Regions from separate parts of the Homo sapiens genome. Here region 1 is linked to region 2. Evidence: read pairs that join two places in POLR2A ChIA-PET (ENCODE). Cell type or tissue: OCI-LY7. All regions are shown on one strand. Links, peaks and the distances in the headings refer to the core of each region. The heading gives the core; the rest is flanking DNA.

Evidence for each region. ChIA-PET counts read pairs that join two places held together with the same protein. Peaks named below come from ENCODE experiments on the same cell type or tissue, not always from the same donor. Only the 100,000 strongest peaks of a DNase experiment are listed, where the experiment ranks them.
Region 1: POLR2A ChIA-PET joins it to region 2 with 7 read pairs; 2 of 35 experiments call an interaction of 5 or more read pairs at or near these places.

Annotation. Positions count from the first base shown.
Region 1 is chr5:78,886,755-78,898,780 of GRCh38, forward strand. The region is part of intron 4 of ARSB (arylsulfatase B); the gene reads right to left. Among named protein-coding and RNA genes, the nearest start is that of ARSB, 93 kb to the right of the region's middle. RefSeq lists an enhancer at 807-856. In OCI-LY7, for the core only: no CTCF peak of the experiment used is centred there; no DNase peak of the experiment used is centred there.
Region 2 is chr5:78,685,084-78,697,109 of GRCh38, forward strand. All of the region lies in intron 4 of LOC124900191 (a long non-coding RNA gene), which reads right to left. Among named protein-coding and RNA genes, the nearest start is that of LHFPL2, 42 kb to the left of the region's middle. In OCI-LY7, for the core only: no CTCF peak of the experiment used is centred there; no DNase peak of the experiment used is centred there; H3K4me3 peaks cover 279 bases; H3K27ac peaks cover 1,812 bases.

The DNA.
Region 1 (12,026 bases), core at 2,312-7,311, 200 kb after region 2:
TTGCATTAAACTTTAAAAAAAAAACCCACTATTACCCAAATGAGCCACATGAGGGCAGTATGACAGACCACCTGCTGTATAGAATGTTACATATAAAAATTTATTAAGAAATCAGAGATCTATCAAAGCTACAAGATGCATCTGGGAGGAAAGAGAATGAACACTTGTTAAGCACTGACTGCACTAGGAGTGACTCTGATTTTGCATTATCTCTCACAGAATCTGGGGTTGGCAGACCTGGAATAGAAGCCTGAGGCCAGACACTCACTAGCTGTGTGGCCAGGGGTGATATACCACCTCAGTTTCCTCGTCTTCATGTGGAAATAACAATCACTAATTGATTTAGTCCATTTTGTGTTGCTATAACAGAATACTGAGACTAGGTAATTTATAAAGAAAACAGGTTTATTTGGCTCACAATTCTGATGACTGATAAGTCCAAGCGCTAGGCACTGGCATCAGTTGCTGGTGAGGGCTTTTGTGCTGCATCATAACATGGCAGAGAAGTGGAAGGAGAGGCAGGTGCAGGTAAAGAGGGACCAAAGAGCAGGAAGAGCCTCACTTTATAACAACCCACTCTCATGGCGACTAATCCATTCCCTTGAGATTGAGAACTCGATCCTGGGAGACAGCATTGATCTATTCATGAGGAACCCGCCCCCATGACCCAAACACTTCCTACTGGGCCCCACCTCCCAAGATGCAGTGGCAATTAGACTTCCACATGAGCTTTGGTGGAAACAAACCACATCCAAACCATAGCACTACTTCATGTATTATGATGGAAATGAAGTGACATTGCTTATGATCTTTTCTTGGCAGGGTACCTGACACAACCTAAGTGCTCAATACATGGTAGTAACTGCTGTTGTTCTTAAAATTTACAACAACCCAAATAGTTTAGTATTATAACCATTTTGTCACGTTTTTTAAAAGGAAGTTTGAAAAAGCCAAACAGTGAATAGATGGCAATGCTAGGATTCCAACAAGGTCTGTGTGACACCCCAGGCCTCTGCCCCTAGAGCACCACACTCCTGCTATCCCTAGTATAGAGTGGGCTCACACATGTAGGCCACATAAACTTTCACTTCCTGATGAAAACCACAAGTACGGTCAACCTCAGCAAAGTGTACACTCTTCCTATGAGTGTACATAGGAAGTTATTTCAAGGTAATGGTAATTCCTTTTAGAGAAGGCTTAGCTGCTGTTGGGGAAGAAATTCAAGGCTCTACTGCCAAGGAAACTTTTGGTGGCGCCCTTAACACACCAGTTCTCAGTTCTTTTCTGTGCTTCTCGAAAGGGAGTAGAGAAGAGTCTTGAGTTAGATCAGGTGAGGAAACAATTCTTCAACACATGGGTCGGTGACAGACAATCTCATCATTTGACATCACAGACTTACAAGAATCTTTCTTCAAACCTCCCCACATCACTTCTTGACAAAAACTCAAGGCCCAAACATTCACTCAGGCCAGTTGTTGAAATACACATTCCATTTCATATTGAAGCTGAGCAGACCCGTATATTCAAAACAACAAAAGGTCACCATCAGTAGAAAGAAGAAATTCCTCCATGTTCATGATACTGCACAGAGTAGCAATCACTCATAACCAATGTATCGAAACTTAGAAGAAGGTGCTATTCATGTGATACAAAAATACACTGGAAAGAAATACCTACACTCTTCCCGTGATATCAAGAAAGGCTGAGACAGAACGATTATTTCACTCTGTTGTCTGGATTGCTGTAAGTGATGCTGGCTCAATACTTTAGAAGAAGCCTGTTGTCTCTGTTTTAAATAGATACACTTCTCTGAGGTATTATGTAGTGTCCTTCAGTTGCACATATTTGTTAGTGCTCAACGGAAAGTATTGGATGAAGATGGTGGTGGAAATAAGAGTGGAGATGATGGGGACAAGGGTGGCTGGATCTGGAATCTGATTCTAGGAGCAGCTCTTCAGTTATGACTCAGATAGGAAAATTCTCCGGGTTGTACAGAGAATTTGGCCACTTTTGCTACTGTAGGAAAGGGAAGGTGTTTCCACATATCATTAGGGGAGGCCACGGATGTAGTAAGTGTGACTGTTTTTGCAATTAGTTCTCTGTGATGTTTTGCCATTAGCAATAAGCGATTCTATCAACAGTTATTCTTTTTAAGAGCACTCCAAAGAGAAAGCACTGTCAATGGACACATGTGCAACTTCTCCAAGGCTCTCCTGGCATAGCGCCAACTGCAGATGTGGCCTCAGCAGAAGGGCAGTTCAGCTTCGCCTGTCCTTGTACCCCCACAGATGGCACCTGGCCGATGGTTGCCACTTATCAGCAATGGGGCAGAATCCACTGAGTTAGGACATTAGTTGGTTAACTATATGAGAAATAGGGTGCGGTCCATAAGTTCTAGTTCAGTCTCCTGGGTATTTCAAAGAATTCAACATAAAACTGGTAGGAGTAGCAACAAGAATAAAATAAGCTCTTTTGCAACAAGGTGGAAAAGGGAGTTTCCTATATTGCTCACTGAAGTTTGACATAAATTAGAATTTAAAAAGACAATGGAACCATCAGCATTTCAAAGACGTTTCTTCTCATTTTCCCTTCTAGTTTTATTTTTCGGCAAAAGTTAATTTCTTTCTTGTTAAGAATTCATATTCAAGAGAAATTTTTGTTTCATTTCCTGACTGACATATGAAAAAAATTCCAAATCAAAATAAGATGACGCCAGCTCCTAAAAGAAGCAAAGAAACGTTTTTTCAGGGAGATGGTTTTGCAGCAATGTTTTGGCACAGGGAAAATCTAATTATAAGGCCTTTACTGTCTAGAAAAGAAATGTCAAAGTAAGACAAACATTATCATATACAGACCGTAAATCTCACTTTATTATTCACTATTGAACAAAAATAACTGTCAAAAAGTCATGGAAAAATATTGGTTTGCCAAAGATCTAAGCAAAAACATTAAGTATATGACAATGAAGCCTCATCCATATCCAGCTGATAAAAATCAAAATGAAACCATGACAACAGCATTAATTTTTAGAACTACTCCCCAAACAATTTAATGTGTGGCTTGGCCGTGGAGGGCTGCCCTGAAACATCATCTCTACCCCAACATCCCTGTGCATGCTTCAGCTGGGGCTTACCCTAGTCATCCTTCCCAACCTGACTCAAAGATCACAAAAGGAAAAGCAAGGAAGGCTCTAGCAGCCTCATACCAAGCCTGGACATCTCTTTGAACACGGCCCTGATGCAAGGGTGACTAACAGATGAGTAGGCAACATCGTTTCAAAAATGGAGAAGCCTCTTTGTCCCAGAAAAGTATCTGCTTGTTGATGGTTGATTCTTTGGATTTTTTTTTAAATTACTGAGAGGCAAACTGGAGTGCTAATATATGTCTTAGTACACATCTAAAGGATTCGGTAAATTCAATCTTCTCCTGCTAAAAGATTTTGGAGACATTATCTACCTAGATATTCAAATTACATTCTGATATTCTCAAATCTTATCTTTTTTTTTTTTTTTTTGAGACAAAGTCTCACTCCTCCAACCAGGATGGAGTGCAGTGGCAGGATCACAGCTCACTGCAGCCTCGATCTCCTGGGCTCAATCAATCCTCCCACTTCAGCCTCCCAAGTAGCTGGGACTACAAGTGTGTGCCACCACGCTTGGCTACTCTTTCCCTGTTGCACTACATTGAATCATTTCTGACAGAATGTGCATTTGATTCTGCCAAGTCTACCTTTAAAACAGCTTTCCAATCATCCCCCCTTCTGCAGCCCATTGCTTTAGGTCAGGCACTCCTCTGTCTGGGCTCCTGGGCTAATTTATATACCGCTTCAAGTTCCCACCAGAGGTGTTTGTAAAACCCAAAATCAATCAGGCCACATGCATGTTTAAAGACCTGATTGCTTTCCAATCAGGGAAAAAGTTCCAACTTCAGGCCCACATATAGAATCCTTCATATCTGCCCCCAACCTCCTTTTTGGGTATCAACTCCTGTCCTCCCCCATAAAAAGTGCCCTGAGCTTCAGTCACGTAGAACTAACTTCTCCCTGTTGTTAGAATATGTCATGCCCTTTCATGCTAATTTTGCCTTTGCACATGTTGGCTCCCTTGCCTAAAGTGCCACGGGTTAAAGATCATATCTTCTGTGAACCTGCCACTTAGTGCCCTAGATGGTCTTCATCTCTGCTCTGTATTTCTGCTACATTTTATGTGCACATTTTCTACTATACTTAGCTCTGTCTATTGTTAATCAGTTGTTCATGGCTTTGTCTTCCCCATGAACTCTGCTTCTCAAGAGCAAAAAGTTTCTTAATGTTTTTATTTCCAAGACCTAGCACAGGACCTACCACACAGAAGGGCTCAATGATTTGGAGGAACAAATAATTAGGGAAAAGGCCACTCACCGAAAATAGAGGTTAAAGGCACTAAACATTAACTTAGGTCACTGCATTGTTTTTTCTAAGCCTTTGTCCAGCTACTCTGTGACCTTGACTTTTCATTGGCTATTCTACATACTGCTGCTTAAACTATAGGAGCTGGCAAGGGGTGCTCTTGGACCCCAGTGAGAATTTAAGTAAATCAAACCCTCAAATATCAGAATTGTTTGTCTAATCTGGTCCCTGGTCAGTTATGTTGGAGTCTAAGAGGGTTGATTGGGAGCATTTCAAGAAGCATCAGTCTTGGCCTGGAAGAAAGAACTCACTTATTCCTTTAACACATCTTTCTTGAGTGCTGCCATGTTCCAGGGACCACTCCAGATCTGGAAAAAGGGCAGCAAACAGGATGGACAAGGTCCTGTCCCTCACGGAGTGAGTGAGAAAAAGAGATAAGATCTCTCCATTCATGGGAGGCAATGACTGGGCTTTGTGGAGGAGCTGAAACCATAAGGACAGGACAGAGCCAGCCAAGTGACCACCAGAGAGATGAGAGCCCAGGCACAGGGAGCAGGAGGCCTTATGCAATCGCACATTAGAGACTAGGGTGTCTGTGTCAAGGCTGCTTCTTAATTAAAGACTAGTTATACTATTAGGTATACTCTGCTGCCAGAAGTTAAGGAAAACTTGAGCTAAATGATGACTAGGTATAAACAAAAAGGTATAGGTCTAGGTGTTTTATGACCATCATCACTTTCCCCTATCACCCCTACTGCCCCATGTCTAATTTCACTGAAATGCAGGGAACTGAGAGGAGCTAAGCACTGTGGGTTTGGGCAAGTACTCAATCTCTGAGCCTAAGTTTCCTTATTTGAGAAATGAGGATAACAAAATACCCACCTTAATATTGTGCCTGGCATAGAAGCAGTGCTAAATAATATTAGCTATTTTTATGTATGCTAGTCATCAGCACCAGCAAAGTACACAGAACAGAATAGGCTCCTATCTGGATATTTACTAAACATATATTAGATTTAAGTATCATAGCCACACTCCAAAACATCACGTTTTCATAAGACCAAAGTATTCTAAGCATAGAGTCCTCCTAGATTGCATTCTCTATTCTTTTTTTTTTTTTTTTTTTTTTTTTGAGACAGTGTCTCACTCTGTCTCCCAGGCTGGAGTACAGTGGTGCAATCTTGGCTCACTGCAACCTCCGCCTCCAGGGTTCAAGCGATTCTCATGCCTCAACTTCCTGAGTAGCTGGGTCTACAGGTGCCCACCACCATGCCCAGCTAATTTTTGCATTTTTAGTGAAGACAGGGTTTCGCCTTGTCGGCCAGGCTGGTCTTGAACTCCAGACCTCAGGTGATTCATCCACCTCGGCTTCCCATAGTGCTGGGATTACAGGCAGAAGCCACCACGCCCAGCCTGCATTCTCTATTCTATAGGTAATTTCTTGAGAAGTGCAACAACACAGTGAATTGTGAGGGGGGTTGTTACTATCAGGGGAGAGCCAGGATAACTCCTTTCTGTTCCCATGAGTTTAAATAAAGGACATCAATTATCATAGAAAAAAACACTATAACAATAGCCTGGGATTCAAATTAAACACCAGAAACTGAAGATTTGTTCAAATACACATTTGATTATTCGTAGGGGTTTAAAATGGTTTGCAGCATTCAGGGCAGATAAGTGCTCTGACCACCAGCTCAGACACTAACCAGACTTTACATCTTGACTAAGAGCACCAGCAAGGAGAATGTCCAGCTGGGCTAGCAAGAGGAGGGTTCTGGTGGAGTGCGACTGGCAGCCAGGCACCAAATAACCGATTGATACGGTTTGGCTGTGTCCCTACCCAAATCTCATCTTGAATTGTAGCTCCCATAATTCCCATGTGTTGTAGGGGAGACCCAGTGGGAGATAATTGAATCACAGGGGCAGATTCCCCCATACTGTTCTCGTGGTAGTGAACAAGCTTCACGAGAGCTGATGATTTTAAAAGGGGTTTCCCCTTTCACCTGGCTCTCATTTTGCTTTTGCCTGCTGCCATGTAAGATGTGCCTTTGTTCTTCCCTCACCTTCCACCGTGATTGTGAGGTCTCCCAAGCCACATGGAACTGTGAGTCCATTAAACCTTTTTCTTTATAAATTACCCAGTCTTGGGTATGTCTTTATCAGCAGTGTGAAAATGGACTAATACACGGATGTAGCCACCAAAAGATGTGGAGATTTAAAAAAGATGCATGCAGGGAAAGGGCAAAATCAGGGATGAATGAGGATTAAAAAGAAAAATGTTATAAAAGTTTGTAGTAAAATATTTCCTCACTTTAATGAGGCTAATGCCATTGCTTATAATGCTGAGATATCAATGGGGTTTTATCTCTCCTTTAACATTTATTAAGGATGAAAAGACTCCAAAGTCTGTTGAAAGATTGAAAACGTTTATTCTCTACAAGTTAAAATGGAACTGGAAACTGGAAAACAGTGTCCTAATTTATTACATATTGGCAAGCAACAACTTAACTTTTTCCTGTAATTTAAAACATAAGTATTCACAGATCTTGGAGATCTTTAGATGAAAGTTGTAAGGTAAGCACAAAATGTTGAGGTGCTCTCACTTAGGAGGTATGGGTAATGCAAGGTTTGATCTTCATATTCAGAATCCCCCTGACAAGTAGCACAGAAGACCCATGTTTGATGTATTAAGCGAGTAAAAGTACCAAATATTTGGTCTGTCCTTTTTAACAACTAAAACCCTGTTTGTTTTTCCTATTGTTTAATTTTTAGGAATGTTTGATATTTTTTACTAATGGATTTCCAGGCAAACTAATTTTTTTGGCACTCTTAGGGAGTGTTACAGTTTACTCACACATTATTTGGCTCCCCTTTCAGACCTAAAACCCACTGAACGTGGCCAGATAATTTTGACTAGACAGCTGTTTATCCTTCAGTAATGCCACTAGAGAAGTAATGAATGAGAAAAGTACCACACAAGTGCTGGAGAGTCTGGCAAGTTCAAGGGCAGCAGGAGAAAAGTGAAAATACCATCAACACACAGGAACAAACAGAATTGTGGTTTCAAAAGAACAGGTGTACTAACAACTTGCGTGGTGAGAAAGATGGAAATTTATGTCAATGTGTTTTCAGAGATGGTTAAGCCAGAGAAAGCTAGCACATTCTATCTGGGCAGACATCAACTATTTCAATTTGTCTTTATGATTCCAAGTATATAATACAAGTTAAATGTTCTCAATTTTTATCCTTGGAACAGAAACAACATTTTACTGAATCTCTACTTCTTAAGTAGTAAGATATGCCTTTAAGGTTACTCAGAAAAATCAATGAAACTGAGTGGACAGGCAGTTTCATTTCCTCAGAGTTCTCTGAAGTTTTGCCAGATTCTAAAGGATCTCACTGATGTTTGGGTGTTTAATGCAGAGAGAGGCAAACAAAAGTCACGAGAACACTGATGAGCACAATCCTCCCTGAAGAATAACCGGAGAGTAAAACATTTAATGGCAGAAACAAAAATAACTCAATATATCCAAACATGAAGCAGTTTGTTTAAAGCATTTCAAATATTGAATGCATACTTAATCAATAATAACAAGAACCTCTTCGGATCTGCAGATAACACTTGCTCCAAGGCCAAAGTGAAATAAACTCTGTGAGCCCCCAGAGTCCTGGGCAGCAGCCCCACCTCTGACCAGGGCATGCACAGTGGGAGTGAGGGCAGAATCCAGGTGATTGACACTGGACATCCCAAGCAGGTGAGGAGGCCACTCAGGAGGAAAGAACATGGAAGGCAGCCTGGAGCTCCATGCCTAATGAGAGGCAAATGGCTAACAGGAGGCCTTGCAGCAGGAGACAAAGGGATGAACAGCCAAGGGCCAGGATAAAAAACCAAACCAACCAACCAAACAAACAAACAAACAAATCAAAACAAATGCCCCTGAGTTACCACAATAGGCACCACGAAGTCCATGCAATTAGAGACTAACTCAGGACCTATTCAGTCTCAGACGCAATTCTAGCAATATGTGCGGTGTCTGGTGTCCTAATTTTATAGCAGGCTAGAATCTGCAAGTCAGGAAGATGCATACTGCTGGACATAATCTTTGTAGAAGGAGGAAAGGAGAAGAAAAGTATAAATTGTAAAAGTAGACCACAAACTAAAGTGTCTTTACCTGTTTTTCCAACATTAAATGATCCACACTGACGTATATTGAAGACACCACTGAAAGATGCATACTACAATAAAAAAATTAAAATGATGACCCTACATCATTAAGATAGTGAGAGACTCATGGCATAGTTAAGGATGGTTTAGACCTAGCAAAAAGGTTTATATCCCATATTCCTGTCATTAATCCTATTTATCTACAGCAATACAATGTGCCTGCCTTCTTCACCTGATACCTTGCAAAGGTCACAACGATAAGCACATGAAAACTTTCACTATCCTGGCATAAAGTTAGGCATATAGACTGAAAAGAGAGAAAATTATTACAGGCTAAGCAGTATGCCTCATGTGCCCTGCATCTCCACTGGAATGATGTTTCCAAATATTAAGTAACAGCTTTTCTCATTCCTAGTAATTTTGTCACCCTGTGACCCTCAACCCAGGAAGCAGGCAGGGAGATCCATGTCTGGGCTCCGGAAATGGATAGTCAGCAGGTGGATGAGCTAATAGATTTAGCTTAAGCAATCACTCAGAGCCAGGGGAAGAGAGAGGACTGGAAACGAAGCTAAAGGACATGGCTGTGACCTTAAGCACACATCTTGGGCTCTGCCCCCAGGACTGGATCTAGTGTAGAAGAAATAATGGACGGAGGGATACAAGAGTGGAAAGAACCATGCCTCATCCCCTGGAGGAGCCGGGGGGCAGATGAGAGGATAGCAAGACTCCCTGCGGTTCTTGTGCCCAGTATAGTGTGGCAGCAGCAGATGACAATGGTTGCACAAGGTGATGGAAGGCAGGCTCAGAGGCTTCTCACACCACAGTGTGGAAGGGGTTGCAGCTGAACTGATGAATGTTTTTGATTTGGTGTTGAGAAGAGCACAAATGTGGCACAGAGATGGTCCAAAGAGTCTCCGCAGGCAAGGAGGTCGCAGCATGATCTAGATGGATGATATAAAAAGGCCAGCCAGGAACAGGAATGTTTCTGCAGAGGCTTGTGCAAGGATGACTATGGACCACACACTTCCTTCAGCTCCAACGCACTGGCTCCCTGGAGGGGAGCCAGGATGAGATCATGAATTAACTGAGATGATCTGAATTGACTGGAACCAGGTTTCCTCCACCCAGCAGAATAGGGACCCCAGAGGTACTGCGTTCAGTGACAGGGTAAAAAAGAAGTAAGTTATATTCTTTGCAGATCTAAGTTTGTGCACTGAAATTTGTGATTACTATGCATATGTGTGAGCACTATGGCTGGATGTCCTAGACTTGATGGATATAATAATTGTGTTAGGCTATTTTGTAGGCGAAATAGAAGTTAAATCCATTTTTATTGTTTTGGTTATTTTGAAGCAGTAATATGGACTCATTCCAAGACTTTACATTTTTATGTAATAGCAACTATAATGATAGGAAAAGTACTGAAATCAGAAGAAAGTTTGTTTCTATAACATGCCTCTCAGGCTTTTCAAATCTAACATCCCCACCCTTTTCATAACAAATATTTTGTGATGCTCCTTTGTCCTGAAATGGAATTTATATACAATACTGTAACTATATGTCTAATTAAAAAAAATAACTCTCAGTGTAATACAGAGTAGAAAAAGGCAATTAATAATAAAATAGCATGTATTTCATAGGAAAATGCGCAGGTTCAACCCTAAAAGACATAGCAAAGTGGTTAGATGAGTGCATACAGTTATAGACGAAATAAATTTGGACTTAAGGCCATTCTATAGTAGAAATACAAAAAAAAAGAGAGAGCAGGGATAAATGCTAAAATAAAGATTAGAATATTAATTATATATTAAAACCACGCAAAAAATACTTTGTGTTTATGTGTAAAACATAGAGACTAGACTTAGGTTCTAGTCTCAGAAAATTGTAAACAAGCTTTTAATCTTCATGACTAACCAGCAGGATATTTTGTAAGTTGTACAGGACTTGGGACAATTCCTCACTGTGTGGGGTTATTACGGGCATTGCATCCTGAGCCCCCTACTCACTAACTATCAGTAACACTCAAGTGAATTTCTAAAATACTCTCAGTAAAAACCACTGCCCTATACAATGGCAGGATTGGGACATATGGCCAGAGATAGGTAGTGACCTCTCTTTCAAGAGGCTTCACAGGTTAGCACTCATTACCTTGTGAATTTAACACAGTTTGGGGTCTGGCCTAAACCTCTGTAAGCTTATAAATAATTCTAACAGCATATGGAAAGAGGTTCCACTTTTTAGAAGCAGAATCACTGTAAATGATATATATATAATCACAAAGTCAATTAATTGATTTACAAAGTAAATTTATCACAGTGACTGGCATGTTTATGGCCCATGGGAGTGGCATAAATGTATGGGAAATCAAGTTATAATCAGATCTCCTGGTAAGTAAGGACTCAGATATAATATTTGTATTTTTGTAATATGTGGACTCTCATAATAATTATTTTTCAGATCTAAAATATATTCTATAAATATAAAATATTTATATTTACTATATTCAAAAATGCACTAAAAGCTGCTTTAATGAGAAAATTCACCAATTTTTAAATATTTTTTTCTAGCAACTAAGACTTCAAAAATGATTAATCTAAGTTCATTCAGGAAAAAATAGATAACGTACATGCCCTATACCCATTAAAGACATTGAAATTAGTAATTAAAAACCTCCCCACAGGCCGGGTGCGGTGGCTGACGCCTGTAATCCCAGCACTTTGGGAGGCTGAGGTGGATGGATCACATGAGGCCAGGAGTTCGAGACCAGCCTGGCCAACATGGAGAAACCCCGGCTCTACTAAAAATACAAAAATTAGCCAGGTGTGGTGGCAGGCACCTATAATCCAAGCTACTCAGGAGGCGGAGGCAGGAGAATCGCTTGAACCCGGGAGGCAAAGGTTGCAGTGCCGAGACTGTGCCACTGCACTCCAGCCTGGGCGACAGAGTGAGGCTCTGTCTCAAAACAAAACAAAACAAAACCTTCTCACCAAGAAAATTTCAGGCCCAAATGCCTTCATTGGCAAATTCTACCAAACATTTAAGAAAGGAATAATACTAGTTCTATACAAACTCTTTCAAAAAATAGATAGGAATCCTGTACTTCCCAACTTATTCTATGAGGCCAGCATTACTCTGACACCAAAATGAAACAAAGACATTACAGAAAAAGAAAACCACAATGAACACAGGTGTAAAAATCTTTAACAATATTTAGGAAATCAAATTTAGCTTTATATAAAAAAACATACATTAGTTTTCTATTACCACACACTTAGCAGCTTAAACAATACACACTTATTATTGTACAGTTCTGCAGGCTGTACAATACATTCAGCTGCTGAGGCCTGTACAAGTCTGATGCAGGTCTCACTGGGCTAATGTCAAGGTGTTGAGAGGGCTGCATTCCCTTCTGGAAGTTCCATTTCCTTGCCTTTCTAGCAAATCCATTTCCTTGCCTTTCTAGCTTCTAGAGGC
Region 2 (12,026 bases), core at 3,746-8,745:
AAGATCAGAGCAGAACTGAAGGAGATGGAGACACAAAAACCCTTCAAAAATCAATGAATCCAGGAGCTGGTTTTTTGAAAAGATCAACAAAATTGATAAACCGCTAGCAAGACTAATAAAGAAGAAAAGAGAGAAGAATCAAATAGATGCAATAAAAAATGATAAAGGGGATATCACCACCAATCCCACAGAGATACAAACTACCATCAGAGAATACTATAAACACCTCTACACAAATAAACTAGAAAATCTAGAAGAAATGGATAAATTCCTCGACACATACACCCTCCCAAGACTAAACCAGGAAGAAGTTGAATCTCTGAATAGACCAATAACAGGCTCTGAAATTAAGGCAATAATTAATAGCTTACCAACCAAAAAAAGTCCAGGACCAGACGGATTCACAGCCGAACTCTACCAGAGGTACAAAGAGGAGCTGGTACCATTCCTTCTGAAACTATTCCAATCAATAGAAAAAGAGGGAATCCTCCCTAACTCATTTTATGAGGCCAGCATCATCCTGATACCAAAGCCTGGCAGAGACACAACCAAAAAAGAGAATTTTAGGCCAATATTCCTGATGAACATTGATGCAAAATCCTCAATAAAATACTGGCAAACTGAATTCAGCAGCACATCAAGAAGCTTATCCACCATGGTCAAGTGGGCTTCATCCCTGGGATGCAAGGCTGGTTCAACATATGCAAATCAATAAATGTAATCCAGCATATAAACAGAACCAAACACAAAAACCACGTGGTTATCTCAAAAGATGCAGAAAAGGCCTTTGAGAAAATTCAACACCCCTTCATGCTAAAAACTCTCAATTAATTAGGTATTCATGGGACGTATCTGAAAATAGTAAGAGCTATCTATGACAAACCCACAGCTAATATCATACTGAATGGGCAAAAACTGGAAGCATTCCCTTTGAAAACTGGCACAAGACAAGGATGTCCTCTCTCACCACTCCTATTCAACATAGTGTTGGAAGTTCTGGCCAGGGCAATCAGGCAGGAGAAAGAAATAAAGGGCATTCAATTAGGAAAAGAGGAAGTCAAATTGTTCCTGTTTGCACATGACATGATTGTATATTTAGAAAACCCCATTGTATCAGCCCAAAATCTCCTTAAGCTGATAAGCAACTTCAGCAAAGTCTCAGGATACAAAATCAATGTGCAAAAATCACAAGCATTCTTAAACACCAATAACAGACAGAGAGCCAAATCATGAGTGAACTCCCATTCACAATTGCTTCAAAGAGAATAAAATACCTAGGAATCCAACTTACAAGGGATGTGAAGGACCTCTTCAAGAACTACAAACCACTGCTCAACAAAATAAAAGAGGACACAAACAAATGGAAGAACATTCCATGCTCATGGATAGGAAGAATCAATATCATGAAAATCGCCATATTGCCCAAGGTAATTTATAGATTCAATGCCATCCCCATCAAGCTACCAATGACTTTCTTCACAGAATTGGAAAAAACTACTTTCAAGTTCATATGGAACCAAAAAAGAGCCCACATTGCCAAGTCAATCCTAAGCCAAAAGAACAAAGCTGGAGGCATCACACTACCTGACTTCAAACTATACTACAAGGCTACAGTAACCAAAACAGCATGGTACTGGTACCAAAACAGAGATCTAGACCAATGGAACAGAACAGAGCCCTCAGAAATAATACCATACATCTACAACCATCTGATCTTTGACAAACCTGACAAAAACAAGACATGGGGAAAGGATTCCCTATTTAATAAATCATGCTGGGAAAACTGGCTAGCCATATGTAGAAAGCTGAAACTGGATCCCTTCCTTACACCTTATACAAAAATTAATTCAAGATGGATTAAAGACTTGAATGTTCGACCTAAAACCATAAAATCCTTGGAAGAAAACCTAGGCAATACCATTTAGGACATAGGCATGGGCAAGGACTTCATGTCTAAAACACTAAAAGCAATGGCAACAAAAGCCAAAATTGATAAATGGGATCTAATTAAACTAAAGAGCTTCTGCACAGCAAAAGAAACTACCATCAGAGTGAACAGGCAACCTACAGAATGGGAGAAAATTTTTGCAATCTACTCATCTGACAAAGGGCTAATATCCAGAATCTACAAAGAACTCAAACAACTTTACAAGAAAAACACAAACAACCCCATCAAAAAGTGGGCAAAGGATGTGAACAGACACTTCTCAAAAGAAGACATTTATGCAGCCAAAAGACACATGAAAGAATGCTTATCATCACTGGCCATCAGAGAAATGCAAATCAAAACCACAATGAGATACCATGTCATACCAGTTAGAATGGTGATCGTTAAAAAGTCAGGAAACAACAGGTGCTGGAGAGGATGTGTAGAAATAGGAACACTTTTACTGTAAACTACTTCAACCATTGTGGAAGACAGTGTGGTGATTCCTCAAGGATCTAGAACTAGAAATACCATTTGACCCAGCCATCCCATTACTGGGTATCTACCCAAATGATTATAAATCATGCTGCTATAAAGACACATGCACACGTATGTTTACTGCAGCACTATTCACAATAGCAAAGACATGGAGGCAACCCAAATGTCCATCAACGATAGACTGGATTAAGAAAATGTGGCACATATACAGCATGGAATACTATGCAGCCATAAAAAAGGATGAGTTCATGTCCTTTGTAGGGACATGGATGAAGCTGGAAACCATCATTTTCAGCAAACTATCACAAGGACAAAAAACCAAACACCGCATGTTCTCACTCATAGGTGGTAATTGAACAATGAGAACACATGGACACAGGAAGGGGAACATCACACACCGTGGCCTGTTGTGGGGTGGGGTTGGGGAGGGATAGCATTAAGAGATATACCTAATGTAAATGATGAGTTAATGGGTGCAGGACACCAACATGGCACACATATACATATGTAACAAACCTGCATGTTGTGCACATGTACCCTAGAACTTGAAGTATAATAATAAAAAAAAGAAAAAGGAAATTACTAAAGGACATTATTATCTTATAATTTCTATTTTCTAATTAAATCATATCTTACAAAATTTATCCTTGGCCAGGTGCAGTGGCTCATGCCTGTAATCCCAGCACTTTTGGAGGCTGAGGCAGGTGGTTCATGAGGTCAGTAGTTCAAGACCAGCCTGGCCACGATGGTGAAACCCCGTCTCTACTAAAACTACAAAAATTAGCCAGGCGCAGTGGCAGGTGCCTGTAATCCCAGCAACTCAGGAGGCTGAGGCAGGAGAATCACTTGAACCAGGGCTGTGGAGATTGCAGTGAGCCGAGATCGTGTCACTACACTCCAGCTTGGGTCACAGAGTGAGACTCCATCTCAAAAAAAAAAAAAAAAAAAAATTCCTCTAAAACTTTCACTGGTGGTAAATATTTATATAATACTTGACAATTTATAATGTTCAGTTTTTCCTTTGACCTTTACAGCAACACTGTGAGAAAGGCAGGGTAAGAATGGCTACCTCCACCGCCACCCTGACCCCCATTTTACAAATTAGGAAACTGAAGTTAGAAATTCTAGAAAGAATGTAAAATGACTTGCTGGTTGTTCATTCTAAATAACTACAAATATCTTTTTTCAATGACAAAACGTCCTTTTTCAGCTTCCTGTGGTTTTCTTGAGTTCTAAATTATTACCCAAAAGAAACCCTAAAGAAGTGAAGTTCATAGTACATGTTCTCATATGTTTAAACCCTACTGCAACAAATACTATTATAAAGAAGTTAATGAAAATAATAAGAGTAACATGTTAATCATGATTATTATATATCAGGTAATGTATTAAGTGCTTTATGTGTTTCATCTCCTTTAATCCTTACGACTTCTCTAAGCAGAGAGGAATTATTATCTCTGTCTTACAAATAAGGGAAATACATTTGGAGAGATCTAGCCACTTGTCCAAAATCATGGACACAGTATTGTTGAATTTTGTAACAGACCCAGCTCAATCTGACTCCAAGCCCAGAACTCTTAAGAAGTGCTTTAAGGCCAGGCGCAGTGGCTCACGCCTGTAATCCCAGAACTTTGGGAGGCCAAGACGAGTGAATCACCTGAGGTCGGGAGTTTGAGATCAGCCTGACCAACATGGAGAAACCCTGTCTCTACTAAAAATACAAAATTAGCTGGGCATGGTGGCACATGCCCGTAATCCCAGCTACTGGAGAGGCTGAGGCAGGAGAATCGCTTGAACCCGGGAGGCGGAGGTTGCGGTGAGTGGAGATCGTGCCATTGCACTCCAGCTTGGACAACAAGAGCAAAACTCCATCTCAAAAAAAAAAAAAAAAAAAAAAAGAAGTGCTTTAACAAAACTAATTCTACATCTGTGCTGATGATGCAAAATAAAGGTATTTGTAGATCTCTCTACAAATAATTGTCTTTTTCAAAAAAATTCAGTAGTATATTGCTGGTGCAATTGCAAAATGATACTGCCACTTTGAAAAACAGCTGATCAATCTCTTGATTGACAAAGAGTAAGCATACACCTTGATAAAGGTAAGCATACACATAGCATATGACACAGCAATCCCATTCCTGGGTATTTCCTCAAGAGAAATGAAAACACATGTCTGCAGCAAGACCTGAGTTGGAATATTCATAGTAGCTTTATTCATGATAGCTCCAGACTGGAATAACCCAAATGTCTACTAACTGATGAATGGATAAAAATACAAAAATTAGCTGGGTGTGGTAGTGCATGCCTGTAATCCCAGCTACTCAGGAGGCTGAGGCAGGAGAATCATCTGAGCCTGGGAGGTGGAGGTTGCAGTGAGTCGAAATCTCACCACTGCACTCAAGCCTGGGCAACAGAGCGAGATTCTCAAAAAATAAAAAATAAAGGACAAGGAATGGAATTTCACGCAAAGAACTCCTCAAAACAATGCTTTCCAAGCTTAGGTGATATGGTTTGGCTCTGTGTCCCCACCCAAATCTCATTTTAATTGTAATCCCCAGGTGTTGAGGAAGGAACCTGGTGGGAGGTGATTGGATCATGGGGACAGTTTCCCCCATGCTGTTCTTGTGATAGTTGAGTGAGTTTTCACAAGATGTGATGGTTTTATAAATGGCAGTTTCCCCTGCACATTCACTCTCCCTCTCTCCTGCCATCTTGTAAAAAAGGGTCTGTTTCCCCTTCCACTGTGATTGTAAATTTCCTGAGGCCTCCCCAGCCATGCGGAATTGTGAGTCAATTACACTTCCTTTGTTTATAAATTACCCAGTCTCAGGTAGTATCTTTATAGCAGTGTGAAACCGGACTAATACACTAAGGGATGATGAGAACCCTTGGGAGAGGCTTATTCAAACTGCAGGTCCCTCTCTTGAAGATTCGGACTTAGGAGGTCCAGAACTCCTCTGTGGAGTCCAGGATTCTGCAGTTTAAATAGGCTTATGAGGGATTACAATCAGGGGAATTTGGGTAACAGTACAGAAAAACAAACCTGCTTATAACCAAGGAACCAGGCTATCCGGTGGGATTTATAGGGGTATTTGCCCAATCTGAATCTGTAATTTGAAGCTGCTTTAAGGACACACAACAAAGTCTCTTTATGATCCCTGTTATGAAGCAATTACTATTGCTCTGGGACTCAGCTGAGTCTCCTCCTGCAGGAGCTCCATTCAAAGTGGCTGATGTGCTGGGTGTGCCAGGACAAGACTAAAGAAGCTCCTGGCTTGTACAGATCCACTGTGGCCCTTCACAAGGTGGGTGTAAGGCAGAGTCTCAGCTGTTTTCTGAGCAGCAGCTTCCAAGCACACACTGAAGACACCCACCCAGCCTATGCCCCTTTATGAGGCTGAACCAGTGCCTCAAGTAGGAAAAAAGCTTAGAAACTGAAGGGAGAAGTACACTTAATATTCTCAAAACAGGTATTGATCTTTTTTAAAATTTCTTTTTTCAGGAAAACTTTAGCCAGGAGTAGAATGAACGTCAGATAAATATCTCGAAATAGCTGAAGAGTGCTCATGTGGAAGACAGAATTGGCCTTTCCCCGTGCTCTCCTGAGGGACAGAGGTTTGGCTTTTGCCCCATGCTCCTGAGTGGGTAGAAGCTATGGAGAGGGGGTATTTTGGGCTTGACAAAAGGAAGAACAAATAGAAAGAACAAGGAATTACAGCCAGACCAGCTGCTGCTTACCTGCTGGCCCTGCCCTCACTCACTCACTGTGGGAACTTGGGCAAGCAGTTAAGCTCTCTGCATTTCCTCATTTGCAAAATGGAAATAACAACATTTGCAGGGCTGTGGCAGGGATTAAATGAATTATTTGTAAAGCTCTTAGCAGAGTGCTGGGCACATAATCAGAGCTCCATATGGGGTAGATTATAAAAATAAGAACAGTCAAGGCTGAGAAAGGTGAAGGGGTTGCCTAAAGTGGAAGTCAGTTTCCCATCACCACAGGTGTGCAAGCACAGTCTCCACTCACCCTTAGGAAGGGATGAGTGAGCAGCAGGGAGAGGTCTAAGCATCACTTGAGTGGTTGGATAGGGAAACATTTGAGCAATTTTATGGCTCTTAGAGAAGGTAGGGAACATATTTTTGTGCTTATAAAAAAATTGTTCTTTTGCTTTTACTGAAAACATTTACTCTCTCTATGCGGCCAGCCTTTAACCTTTGAGTTTAAAAATCTGAGGCCTCATGATTTCTACTGGGAAGTTAAGACATTACACAATGTTCACTCCTATTCCATCTTTAATAACAAAGCTTGGAATGTGAATCCCAAAACAAAGTTATGGCAAAATACATACCAGAATAGCAAGGAAAATAACCATACAGAAGTTTTGATGGACATGCCCACTGCATAAACAATGCTGTTACCTCTAGAACATTTAAGGAAACAGTATTATCTGTGAGTCTTGGGATGCTGGAACTGTAAGTTTTCCTAAATGCATCATACAGATGCCCCAATGTTTGCAAAAATTGGAATAAAGGTAAAAGGAAAACAGTATGGACTTCCTGTAAGCCTACTGAAAATTTGTGTCAGATATTTTAAATTAAAAATAGTACATTAGGCCAGGTGTGGTGGCTCATATCTGTAATCCCAGCACTTTGGGAAGCTGAGGCAGGTGGATCACCTGAGGTCAGGAGTTTGAGACCAGCCTGGCTGGTGAACATGGTGAAACCCTCTACTAAAAATACAAAAATTAGCTGGGCGTGGTGGCACACATCTGTAATCCCTGCTACTCAGGAGGCTGAGACATGAGAATAGCTTGAACTCAGGAGGCAGAGGTTGCTGTGAGCCAAGATCTCATCACTACACTCCAGCCTGGGTGACAAAGCAAGATTCTGTCTCAAAAAAATAAAAATAGTACATGCATTTATATCTCTTCTGTCCAAAAGACCACCAGTCAAGACATATGAAAAATGTATATATATGTATGTTATTATAGTCCAAAGAAGAGGAGGCAACAGCCACTTAGAATTATAAAAGTTCTGAAGCTGGCACAGTGGCTCATGCCTGTAATTTCAGCACTTTGGGAGGGTAAAGTGGGAAGATTACTTGAAGCCAGGAATTCAAGACCAGTCTGGGCAACATAGTGAGACCTCTGTCTGTACAAAATATAAAGTAAAATAAAATATTTCAAAAAAGTGGATATAGGAGTAGTGACTGGTAGAACAGAGCTGAGAAAGCTGAAATCTAAGAACTTTCAAAGAGAGGCATCAATGAGAAGCAAGCCAGTTCACACTACAGAAAACTAGGATATCTCAGGAATTAAGAGTGTTAGGTATTTTGGAAAATGTAGGTTAATTATGGAAATAAAAACAGAGGACTGGTTGAAAGTTATGGAAAGAGAATTTATAATGCCATGTTTTCCCCTCCCCCACCCAGCAGGGAACTACTCCTTCCACCCCCACCAACACTCCCACCCCCGTAGTCTGGAAATTACACACTTATTCTCTGAGAAAAGTGGACATAAGAGGCTCTCTATTCTGGGACATCAGCACATCTTAGATCTTAGGGAAGGGTGGAAGGGAGATGTTCCACTGAAAATAGGAAGATGGAGTAAAAGTTTGAGTAGTAAACTAAGAGTCCCTCAGTCTCTTTCTCTACTGGAAAACAAATGGCAGCCAGTAAAGTAGCACACAGGTGGAAGACTGGAGTCTTTTTCTTTGAAAGAAATGTGAAGATTCCAAAGAAAAGGTCTACAAACCCTGACATTTTAGGACCTGCAATTAAAGAACAGCTTACCACTTGATCTCTCTAGAGCAGGGACTGCCATTAAACAACTATCAATGAGCTCCATAATATGTCACTATTAAATTTGATCAGACAATTAAGGTCAGCAGATTCCTCCAAGATAAAAGACAAAACAAAACACACAAGAAAAGAAAAAAAGGATCTAGAGGAAATAGAGATATTACAGAGAGCAGAATATTAAAAGAATTCTAATATCCTCCAAAAAATGGGAGAAAACATGAAACAAGAATAGGGTGTTATGAAAAAACAATTTGAGTATTGAAAAAGTGCCCTTGATAGCTGAAATAAAAATTCAACAGAAAGATTGGAAGATAAAATATCTCCCAGAGAGTTGATGAAAAAGACAAAAAATAGGCAATAGGAGAGAAAATATCAAAAAAGTTAGAGTCAATCTAGAAAGTTCTATATCTGACTAATAGGAGTCAAGAAAGAGAGACCAGAAAAAAATAAAGGAAATTATTAAATATATAATAAAAGATATTTCTCAGTATTTAATGAAATCATTCTCCAGATTGAACATGAGAATTGTATGCCCAACCTAATGAATGAACAAGGTTCACCAAGTCACATTATTTTAAATTATGATGGAAATTACACTGAAAATAAAGAGTAGATCCTAAAAATTTCCAGAGAAAGCAAAATAGTGCGGGAAAAAAGTGAAAATTTAAAGAGTAGGAAACAGAATACTATCGGATTTATCAACAGCAACATCAGAACTTAAAAGACAATAGAGCTACCAAAATTATAAGTCAAAGAGATATAGAATTCTATGCCCAAACAAACTGTCAAGTATGAGGGTAAAATGACATTTTAAGACATCCTAGGTCTCAAAAACTTTACATTTCAGCAACTACTAAAAATGTGCTACACCAAAATGAGGGTATAAAACAAGAAAGAGGAACACGTGGGATTCAGAAAATGGGATCTGTGCAGACCTAGAAAGGCACTGCTCAAGGCCGGGCATGGTGGCTTATGCCTGTAATCCCAACACTTTGGAAAGCTGAGGTGGGTGGATCACCTGAGGCCAGGAGTTCGAGACCAGCCTAACTATCATGGCGAAATCCCATCTCTACTAAAAATACGAAAATTAGCTGGGTGTGGTGGTGCATGCCTGTAATCCCAACTACTTGGGAGGTTGAGGCAGGAGAATAGCTTGAATCTGGGAGGCAGAGGTTGCAGTGAACCAAGATCGCACCATTGCACTCCAGCCTTGGCGATAAGAGCAAAACTCCGCATAAACAAAACAAAACAAAACAAAACAAAACAAAACAAAACAAAACAAAAAGCACTGCTCAGATCCCCTTCAGAAAATGACTTGTTGCTCTTGCTGCCCAACCAAAAAGGGTGTGATTAGCTGACAACCTATAGCTAGTAGTTCCTTTGGGATCTGCCTCAACTTTTGAGCCAAGGTCACATTTTTCTTGGGGTAGCCCTTAGTCAATGACTAAGCAAGATGTTGAAGAAATAACGTGGGCGTCTAAAAAGGCAGTGTTTGCACTGGCGCTCCCCATTGGACGGGTGGAATCTTTGTCAGGTTTGCAACTCAGGGCAGCAGCTCCCCTGTCCAATCCTTAATTCCCTTTTCCTTTCAGAGCAATTGCTCTTCCATAAATCTTTTGCACTCTTAACTCTGTGTTAACGACCTGCTTAGGCTAGAAGAGCTCTGGGCTCTGAAAAGGTAACCTCTAGGTTAAAAAATCTGATTAGATAATCTGATAGATTCTACCATGTAGAAAATTGTTTTAAGAGGAATTTTATAATTTTGTGAGAGGATCTAGAAAGACTAAGGGACACATATGTACAAGAGTAAAAGTAAGAAAAAAAGAAATGCAAATAATAACTGCAGATAGGCAAAAAATTATAAAATGGAGGAAATTATACTACTTAACTTGCCTGGGAACATAAAATGTAAAAACTAAATATCAATTTATTTATTTTTATTTTTAAAATTTTTGAGACAGAGTCTCACTCTGTCACCCAGGCTGCAGTGCAGTGGCATGATCTCAGCTCAGTGCAACCTCCACCTCCTGGTTTCAAGCAATTGTCGTGCCTCAGCCTCCTGAGTAGCTGGAACCACAGGAGTGTGCCACCATGCCTGGCTAATTTTTGTAAGTTTAGTAGGGATGGGGTTTCACCATGTTGGCCAGGCTAGTCTCAAACTCCTGGCCCCAAGCCTCAGCCTTCCAAAGTCCTGGGATTACAGGCATGAGCCACCGCACCTAGCCAAATATCAATTGAATTAAAAAGTTGTGACACTATATTGAGACAAGGCAAGTGGGGATGTTAGAGAAAGAGAGCTAAATCCCCATTCTGCCATTTGTTAGAAAGTCAAGAGATAACATCTAAAATTGATGTGTCTGTAATGGCAGTGTAAATATGGCAAATATCAGAAGAAATAGCTGAAGTTCAAAGTTCTGCCTCTGAGGCATGAGACTAAAGCGTGAAGTAGAGGAATGCAGTCCTCCTTCATGAGCCTTTAAATACAATTTGGTTTATATTTGTTTAGATAAAATATTAAAAAATTAATTTACAAAAAGAATGTTAACTCATAGGCTAGAAGTAGAAACCTCATTAATAGGCATTGGTTCCCAGCAGGAATCTGCAGAAATACAGAGGGAAGAATGGTGGGGGGAGGCGCCATAGCCTGAAATGGCCCTAGTCCCAGGCACCAGCCCCAGTGTAGTGCATGGGGCTGCAAGGTCTCCTCTGCTCAGAGGCTGTGATTCTGTATGTTATAAACTGAGTGATATGGTTTGGCTCTGTGTCCCCACCCAAATCCCATCTTGTAGCTCCCATAATTCCCACGTGTTGTGGGAAGGACCTAGTGGGAGATAATTTAATCACAGGGGCGAGTCTTTCCCATGCTGTTCTCATGTTAGTGAATAAGTCTGATGAGATCTGATGGTTTTAAAAACAGGAGTTTCCCTGCACAAGCTCTCTCTTTGCCTGCTGCCATCCATGTAAGAAATGACTTGCTCCTCCTTGCTTTCCACCATGATTGTGAGGCCTCCCCAGCCACGTGGAAATGTGAGTCCATTAAACATTTTTCCCATATAAATTAACCAGTTTCGGGTATGTCTTTATTAGCAGCATGAAAACAGACTAACACACTGAGAGTCCCTGATCAGCAAGTTCTTCCTCCATTAACTCTACCCACTGGCTTATCAAAGATGGAATTTTCTGGCCTGTTGAGGGGATATTCTTGAGTCTGGAATTTACTTATTGGAAAAGAAGAGAAACAGAATTGTTATCAGCCATCTGGCTAGGGGGAAATTCAAATACAATAATAAAAGAAAGAGAGAGAAAACATCCAATTCAGTGGGCTGCTTTTGTCAGGAAATCTTATTAAACTGCTGCTCTGTGCTCAGTGTCCATGATAAAGAGCATCAAGGCAGCTTTGGACAGAGATTTAAAAGCAGGGGCAGATGAGGAAAGTCCAGCAGGTCAGGGTAAGGAAGAAACACTGTATTTGCTCCCCATACTGATGATCAGATTATAATGGGGAAGCTTGCTTCAGATAAGGCATGGTGACTCATAATTTTATCATTTTGAGAATGCAATATAAATAAATCCATACAATATGTGACCTTTCATGATTGGCTTTTTTTCACTCAGCATAATGCCTTTGAGGTCCATCCAAGTTTTTGCATGTATCAATAATTAAGCACAATAGCTTGTTTAACCATTCTCCTATTAAAAGACATTTTGGTTGTTTCCAGTTTGGGGCTACTACAAGTAAACCTGCAGTGAACATTATGTCAAGGTTTTGTATGGATATAAGTTTTAATTTATTTGGCATAAATT